Linked DNA regions of Homo sapiens: region 1 is linked to region 2. A link is a loop called in an ENCODE intact Hi-C map of the cell type or tissue named here. Cell type or tissue: GM12878. All regions are shown on one strand. Links, peaks and the distances in the headings refer to the core of each region. The heading gives the core; the rest is flanking DNA. Region 1 overlaps DTNB (dystrobrevin beta). Region 2 overlaps LINC01381 (long intergenic non-protein coding RNA 1381).

Region 1 (4,394 bases), core at 105-4,104, 390 kb before region 2:
GATCTTTGATTGTTTATTCACTTTCTCATACCTAATTATTCCATTGTTTTGGTTCTTCTTGTTTGCTCCAACCTCCTTCTACTGACTGGACTCTCTGTTGTTACCTCTATTAATGCTCCTGTTATATTAAGTTTTCTCATTTATGGAATGTTTTAGCATTTCTACTTTTTTTTTTCTGCTTTGATCTTCCTGCTTTTTACTTTCTTAGAATTTTTCCTATGATTTTCTCCTCTCTACCTTTTTTATTTGACATGGGGTTTTTGGTTTTAGTATCAAGATAGCATTTGAATGACTGAACAAATATTTGTACTTTCTGTTTAAAACATTTCTTAGATTTTTCAGATTTGTCTTAAGAGAGTTTCTGTCTCCAGGTAGCATTCATTTACAGAGATGGTTCATTGTTGTGGCCATTAGAGACTATGTCCTAGATTCGGAGGTAACTTTTATCAGGATTCTAAATACCAATGATTTATAATCGGAATATGGACTTTAATTAAAAGCACAATCAAAATTCAGTAATGTCAGAAACCCAAAATATAACTCAAGGAAACAAAATTTGTAGACTGTAAAGCCCATTATGTATTAAAACATGCTTAATTATCAATTAATTTGACTGTGCAATTTATTTACTTTAATTCTGCTATTTGTTTTCGAAGAAATTTAGTCTCCTTATTCAAATTGCATCTGGTTGCACTAAAAGGAGCAAAAGATTCATAAATTTATTTTAAAATTCGTTAAAAAGCTGGTGCTACTATTTTGAAAGGCAGTTCAACAATATGTATCAGGAAGGCTTTAAAAAGATTCATATTCATTCACTCAGTCTACTTCTTGAGTTTATCCTAAGGAATTAATCAGAAGTGTACCCCAAGTTTTTTGTATATTGCAACACTTATATGAAAACTGGAAACATCTTTAGTGTCCAAAAGTGAGAACTCAGTTAAATTTTGGGACACCCACATGATTGAATATAATGCCTTTAAAAATAGGTTTTAGATCAAAATGCATAAGTGTAATGTAGTTTTAAACAAAAATTTGCTGTGCACATAGAAAATAAGAAATATACCAAAATAATAACAGGGGTTTTTCTCTGGGTTCTAACACAATGGTTTTATAATAATAATTTATATTATTTATCTTTTTGCATGTTTTTGATAGACCACACTATCAGCAGTCAGAGAAAAGATGACCTGAGATTCTTTCTGTTTTGGTCAGAATTGACTATTCCTACTGATGTTTCAACTGTTTGCTTCCTTCATGTTTCATTAGCAGACTGTAGAAGGGCCTCCCTTTGAAGTTACAGTTAAACAGTTTCACCTGTTCAGATTTTAGACTCCTCTGCTGTAGTTTTTTAACCACCCATGGCTGCATAATTATCCTCACTGGTTTCTGTTAACCATCCCTTCTCCTCAGTAGATGGAAGTGACTGTTTAATCTAAATGAGTGATGGCTAGATTTACATTTTTCAGATAACCAAAATGTTTTAGAAATGGAAGGAAGTAAAAGATAAGCCTTAAATATGTATTTTATGAATAAGGGGAAAAAAAGAAGAAAAAGGAAAACAAAAACCAAAGGAGGTCTGGAGCCTTGTCTCAGGTGGTTCCTGGCTGAGTCAACACCAGAAGCCCAAGGCATGCAGACTCCCACCCTCCAGCCTCATTGCAGCTTAATGATGTGGCATATTAATAAGTTTCTTTTTTTTTTCTTTTTTCTTTTTCTTTTGAGATGGAGTCTTGCTCTGTTGCCCAGGCTGGAGTGCAGTGGTGTGATCTCGGCTCACCGCAGCTTCCACCTCCCGGGTTCAAGTGATTCTCCTGCCTCAGCTTCCCAAGTAGCTGGGACTACAGGCGTGTGCCACCATGCCTGACTAATTTTTGTATTTTCAGTAGAGGCCGGGTTTCCCCATGTTGGACAGGCTGGTCTTGAACTCCTGACCTCAGGTGATCCACCTGCCTTGGCCTCCCCAAGTGTTAGAATTACAGGCATGAGCCACCGCACCCCGCCAGTGGCATATTAATGAGTTTCGAACTACAGTATGCACTCGGGCCTAGTTGTGTTTAGGTATTTATCAACATACAGATGTGTGTGCATGGTTTTGTGGGTTAGGTTGCTGAGCTGGTAGAAAGATGACAGGCGATGAGAGTCATTTGCCAGGGAAAGCAAACATGTAAAAGAAAATGGCTTTCTGTTTATAGACTCATTTCTTCAGTCTAAACAGCCCTTTCATCTGCAAAAAAAATAGGTGGCTAGTCATGTGGGGATGAAAGGGGAGTTGAAATAGATGGATAGATCCAGCCAGTAAAACTAGGGTCATTATCACCAGGAAAAAATCAAGACATATGTGATGATGGTGGCTCACTAGCATTTTTTTGCTTATTACACAAAAGATATTATAGAATATTTTAAAAATTGCATACACATGTACATTTAAGGGCTTGATTGTGGGTTTTTCACAAGGGAGAAAGCTTCCTTTTTAGCTGGAAATAACTGTTAGGGAATTAGCATACTTTCAGAGGTGTATAAATAGAAAGAGAATTACTTGGGAAATTAACTGGGGATGTGGGAAGTAATTTAGTCCCTTAATACCAGGAGGGTTTAGGGCTTTATTTAATTAGAGTACTAGTTTAATTTTTAAAATATTTTCATTAAATTTTATTATTTTATTCACTTCTTTGATAAGATCCTTTTATATGTACATAGGTAAATCACAATAACTTAGGTTGATTGTTAAACTTCATTTAAGATTTAAGAATTAGCAATCATTTTTAAATTGTTTTTCTTAGAGATAAAAGCCTATTCACAAAAAAATTGTTTTAAACCCATAACTCAAGAAGTAATGAATTATTTCACTGTGCCTTCAGTTTTGGGGTCTAGCAGTATGTCTCATTAAAGCAAATAGACATGTTTCCACTTCTCTTATTGTAATATAGGCCTGTTATAGTTTCTTATGAATAAAAAATTTTGTATTACTTTGAATCTATTCATATGACGTAGTAACTAAGTATAACTGAAATAATACTTTTTTGTGGGAGTGGTTAGTCATTTTACTATCCAGTCACTCCTTTTTATTACTCTGAATGAGTTAGGTATAGATTCGTTGGTGTGGGTGTATACCTACACATTTTTGTGATTGTGAAGCTATACATATATATATTAATGTACTTGAAAGCTAAAGTCACTGGTCCTGAATATTTCCACCACTAGTGGCCACAGGTTAATTACTCATTAGTTAATTAGTTATGAATACACAGAGTGGCGATAGAAAACTTGACTGAGAGTGGCTTAAGCAGATTGGGATTTATTTTTCTCATGTAAAAATAAGTCCAAACGCTGAGAAGTTCAAAGTTGGTACCCTGACTTATGGCTGTCCTCACAGACTTCACTTCTTCCCGTCTTTCTTCTGCCATATGGCCTTCGTCCTTAGGATCAAAAGATGTTTGCCATATCCCAGGCCTCTGTACTTACTCCAGGCAGAAGGAAGAAAGAGTTGCCTCTATGAAGAAAGCAAAGGGTTTTCCAGACATCTACTCCAGCATTGCAATGTGCAAAGGAGGCTGAGAAGTCATTCGTTAAGTGGCACATAGTCATTCCCAGCAGTCGGGCTCAGCTAGTGAGCGAGAAGGGGAAGAAGATACTGAGGCACCTGGCAGTGTCTGCCACCTCCCATGTTGACCCTTTGTTTTCATTCAGATTCAATGAACGATTATTTTCCTCCTTGTAAGACTAGCAGCTATTTATTTATTTTTGAGATAGGGTCTTGCTCTGTTACCCAGGCTGGAGTGTAGTGGTATGATCAGAGCTCACTGCAGCCCCCAACTTCTGCACTCAAGCGGTCCTCCCCCTTCAGTCTCCTGAGTAGCTGGGAGTACAGGCACCTGCCACCATGCCTAGCTAATTTTTTTTATTTTTTGTAGAGACAAGGTCCTGCTATCTTGCCCAGGCTGGCCTTGAACTCCTGGGCTCAAGCGATTCTCCTCTGCCTGGGCCTCCCAAAGTTCTGGGATTACAGGTGTGAGCCACCACGCCTGACCAGCAGCCAGCTATTTAAAGGTTAAATCATTTATGTTCTTCCCTCCTTTGAAGAGCATCATTTATTCATATCATTGGTAACATTTTCAAAGTTCTCTATCTGCAGTCTAGAACTGTGGTCAAATATTGTTTCTAACTGTCTGCATGGTAGTTCCACTTAAAAATTTGCTAGTTTGGGCCAGACACTGTGGCTCACACTTGTAATCCCAGCACTTTGGGAAGCCGAGGCGTGCATCACGAGATCAGGAGATTGAGACCATCCTGGCTAACACGGTGAAACCCCGTCTCTACTAAAAATACAAAAAATTAGCTGGGCATGGTGGCGGGCGCCTGTAGTCCCAGCTACTCAGGAGGCTGAGGCAGGAGAA
Region 2 (4,394 bases), core at 242-4,241:
GCAACCAGAGGCCGTTACACATGGTTTTCAGGATAAAGTAAAAAAAATCGGCCGGGCACGGTGGCTCACTCCTATAATCCCAGCATTTTGGGAGGCCGAGGTGGGTGGATCACGAGGTCAAGAGATCGAGACCATCCTGGCCAACATGGTGAAACCCCGTCTCTACTAAAAATACAAAAATTAGCTGGGTGTCGTGGCACGCACCTGTAGTCCCAGCTACTTGGGAGGCTGAGGCAGGAGAATCGCTTGAACCCAGGAGGCAGAGGTTGCAGTGAGCCAAGATCGCGTCACTGCACTCCAGCCTGGCAACAGAGTGAGACTCAGTCTAAAAAAAAAAAAAGTCAAGATAGCAGAGGCCCTCCATCAAAGAGCATGCTGTCTAGTTAGGGAGATGAACTTGGAACAACAGAGGGCAACAGAAAGTGCTACTGGTGGCTGTCCTCAGACCACTTTGAGACCACTCAGCTCTTGAAAAAATTAGAGTACAAACATGGTATCCCTACTCTGTAACCAATTAACTCACATTTTTTAGGCCACAGCAGCTGGAGGAATCAACCCTAGGAAGATGGATCCTAATTATGGCAGGAGTGCAGTGTGGCAAAGCAGAAAATGCAGACAGATTGAGTTTAAATCCTAGCCCTCTACCAGCTGTGATAATCAACTCAACCTTTTTAAAGACTCAGCAAATAAAATTGACACAATTAGTAGCCTCCTTCCTAGGCTGTTGTGAGGATTAAGATATGTATATTAGGTGTTCACTAGAGGATATAAACGAGTACTCAATAAATGAGATGTAGCCAGGTGCGGTGGCTCACACCTGTAATCCCAGCACTTTGGGAGGCCAAGGCAAATGGATCAGTTGAGCTCAGGAGTTTGAGATCAGCCTAGGCTACATAGTGAAACCCTGTCTCTACAAAAAGTACAAAAATTAGCTGAGTGTTGTGGCTCGTGCCTGTGGTCCCAAGCTACTTGGGAGGCTGAGGTGGGAGGATCGCTTGAGCCTGGGAGGTTGAGGCTGCAGCGAGCCAAGATTGCACCACCGCACTCCAGCCTGGGAGACAGAGTGAGACTCTGTCTCAAAAAAATAAACAAGTTGCAACCTTATGGTACAGTATTAAGACTTATTACTAACAATGACTCTTGCTGCTGTGGGCGGAAAGCCACCCAGGTGCCGAAGCAAGAGACTGAAGGCACAAACTGTTCCAGTATAATAAAGAAAATAGAATAAGAAAAGTTATACTAGAAATAGGATATAGAGATGATTATATATGGATATTATCAATCATTAGTTTTAGTATTAATCTGTGCTTTACTATTATAACCGAGGAATAACCAGCCAGTACAGTCAGGAGCTGAAGGAACATTGTGAGAAGTGACCAGAAGATAAGAGTGTGAGCCCTCTGTCAGGCCGGACATGGTGGCTCACGCCTGTAATCCCAGCACTTTGGGAGGCCAAGGCAGGCGGATCACGAGGTTAGGAGATCGAGACCATCCTGGCTAACACGGGGAAACCCCATCTCTACTAAAAATACAAAAAATTAGCTGGGTATGGTGGCGGGCGCCTGTAGTCCCAGCTACTCGAGAGGCTGAGGCAGGAGAATGGCATGAACCCGGGAGGCAGAGCTTGCAGTGAGCCGAGATCGCACCACTGCACTCCAGCCTGGACGACAGAGTGACTTCGTCTCAAAAAAAAAAAAAAAAAAAAAAGAGCGTGAGCCCTCTGTCACGCCCGGATAAAGGCCGCTTGTGGGCTTGTGTTCCTGGGAAGGCACCTGTTACTTAGCGGACCATGAAAGGGGGTTTCCCTTTCCTTGGAAGAGTTAGAGAACACCTGCTCCACCAGCCTCTTGTGGGAGGTTGGACATCAGCCAGTCTACCCACAGACATCCGGAGGCTTAAACGTCTCCCTGTGGTGCTGTGCTTCGGTGGTCACACTCGTTCACTTTCATGTTCTGCCTATATACCTGGTTCCCCTCTTAAGTCCTTAGAAGATAGCAGTAGCAGAAATAGTGAAAGTATTAAAGTCTTTGATCTCTGATAAGCACATAGAAAAAAGGCTGATGCATGATGTCCTCCCTCTGCTTCAGCTACCACAAAGGGAAGGGGCCCCCTGTCCGGTGGACACGTGACTTGCTTGACCTTATCAATCACTTGACATGACTCACTCTCCTTATCCTGCCCCCTTGCCTTGTATACAATAAATAGCAGTGCATCCAGACATACGGGGCCACTACCGGACTCTGCACATTGGTGGTAGTGGCCCCCTGGGCCCAGCTGTCTGTCATACTCTCTCTTAGTCTTGTGTCTTATTTTTCTACAATCTCTCGTCTCCGCACATGAAGAGAAAACCAACAAGGCGCCATAGGGCTGGACCATACATGCTGCCACAGTGAAATTGTTGGAATCCCAGCCCCAGCTCCTTCCCTCTTTTCTGAGTGATCCTTGCTTCCCAGATGTCACCCCAAGATGCCTTTCCTGGGCAAAAGTAAGGAATCCCAGCCCTAAAAGGCAGATGGGCAGGATACTTTGAGGACCTACTTTGGGCTGGATGCCTGGCAGCTGGTTTGGCTGCAAGGCCCAGAAGCCCACTAAAGCTGCTGAAGTCAAGGGGGACTTAGAATAACCATGACAGCATTTCATGGAATTCAGTTGTAGGAGGCAGGATGGGCATCAGCGTAAGCAGGGTTTCCCAGGTGGCTGCTCTCTCTGTCTATCCTTCCATCAGGGACTGTGTATGCCCTGCCTCTGCCCTTCTGTTGATCGGGTTCCTTCCCTTGCCCTCGGTCACTGATTTCCAGCTGGCACCCTCATGGCTGACCCCAAAGGTCTCATGTCCCAGCCTTCATAACCTTCCAGTCCTTATACTGGCACCAACTGACTCTGTCTCTGACTTCACACCAAGTTTCTGGGACAGAGACTGTGGTTGCCTGGCTTGGATCAGGGTCACATGGGTTCAATGAGCCGTGACAAGTGATGGTAGAAGTGCACTGTGGCACTGCAGCCTCGACCTCCCAGGCTCAAGTGATCCTCCCACCTCAGCCTCCCAAGCAGCTGGGACCACAGGCACAGGCCACCACGCCTGGCTAATGTTTGTATTTTTTTGTAAAGACGGGGTTTCACCATGTTGCCCAGGCTGGTCTTGAACTCCTGACCATCTACTGACAAGGGATGGCTTCTTTCTTTGACAAGGGAACACTTCTAGCGGTGAACACTTCAGAGCTGGCATCCCAGGCTCTCTCCTCAGCTGCCTGTTCAAATCTGTGCTGGGTTGGTGGGCTGCCTTGTGTTCTAGCTTGGCTGATAATATCTGGAGAAGAAGAAGAAGAAGAAGACGTGTGAACACTTTGAAATCGAAATGTTGGTGTTAGTTTCCTAGGGCTGCTATAACAAAGTACCAGAAACCAGGTGGCTTAAAACACAGAAACTTATTGTCCCACAGTTCCGGAGGCTTAGAAGTACAAAATCAAGGTCACAGCCACTTTCCCTCTGTGTCTGCGTCCTCGTATGGCGTTCTCCTTTTTATGGGTATCCACATTTCCCTCTGTTATTTTTATTTATTTATTTATTTATTTATTTATTTATTTATTTATTTATTTTGAGACAGAGTCTTGCTCTGTCGCCCAGGCTGGAGTGCAGTGGCGCGATCTCGGCTCACTGCAAGCTCCACCTCCTGGGTTCACTCCATTCTCCTGCCTCAGCCTCCCGAGTAGCTGGGACTACAGGCGCCTGCCACCAAGCCCGGCTAATTTTTTGTATTTTTTTTTAGTGGAGACGGGGTTTCACCATGTTAGCCAGGATGGTCTCGATCTCCTGACCTCGTGATCCACCCGCCTCGGCCTCCCAAAGTGCTGGGATTACAGGCGTGAGCCACCGAGCCCCAGACTATTTATTTATTTTTTTGGAGACAAGTTCCCGCTCTGTTGCTCAGGCTGATGTGCAGTGGTGCAATCACGGCTCACTGCAGCCTCCATCTCCCAGGCTCCTCCCCCATCAGACTCCCAATAGCTGAGACTACAGAAGTGAGCCACTATGCTCGGCCCATCTCCCTCTTATATAGACACCAGTTCTATTGGATTACGGCCCACCCCAGTGACCTCATCTTAACCTGATTACATCTGCAAAGACCCTATTTCCAAATAAGGTCACATTCACAGCTACAGGACTTCAATCTATATCTTAGGGATTTACAGTTGAGCCCGGTTATAAGTGTCCACACTGGGTATGGTGGTGTGTATGTATAGTCCAGCTATGTAGGAGGCCAAGGCTGGAGGATCGCTTGAATCCAGGAGTTTGAGACCAGCCTGGGCAACATAGTGAGACCCCCATCTCAAAAAGAAGAAAAAGACTAAAATGTCCGTAAATAAAATGTAGTGGGAATACAGCCATGCTCATTC

Evidence for each region. A loop is a pair of places that touch in the nucleus more often than their neighbours do. Peaks named below come from ENCODE experiments on the same cell type or tissue, not always from the same donor. Only the 100,000 strongest peaks of a DNase experiment are listed, where the experiment ranks them.
Region 1: a loop joins it to region 2, with 3 times the contacts of the local background. A loop is called at or near these places in 1 of 110 quality-filtered maps.

What each region holds. Positions count from the first base shown.
Region 1 is chr2:25,599,447-25,603,840 of GRCh38, reverse strand. All of the region lies in intron 5 of DTNB (dystrobrevin beta), which reads left to right. Among named protein-coding and RNA genes, the nearest start is that of DTNB, 72 kb to the left of the region's middle. RefSeq lists an enhancer at 1,415-1,464 and a silencer at 1,945-1,994. In GM12878, for the core only: no CTCF peak of the experiment used is centred there; a DNase peak (open chromatin) is centred at 2,042; H3K27ac peaks cover 790 bases.
Region 2 is chr2:25,207,887-25,212,280 of GRCh38, reverse strand. It overlaps LINC01381 (long intergenic non-protein coding RNA 1381), which reads right to left. Exons shown (of 2, transcript NR_132378.1): 2 at 3,079-3,307. Among named protein-coding and RNA genes, the nearest start is that of LINC01381, 5.8 kb to the right of the region's middle. In GM12878, for the core only: no CTCF peak of the experiment used is centred there; a DNase peak (open chromatin) is centred at 1,910; H3K27ac peaks cover 1,344 bases.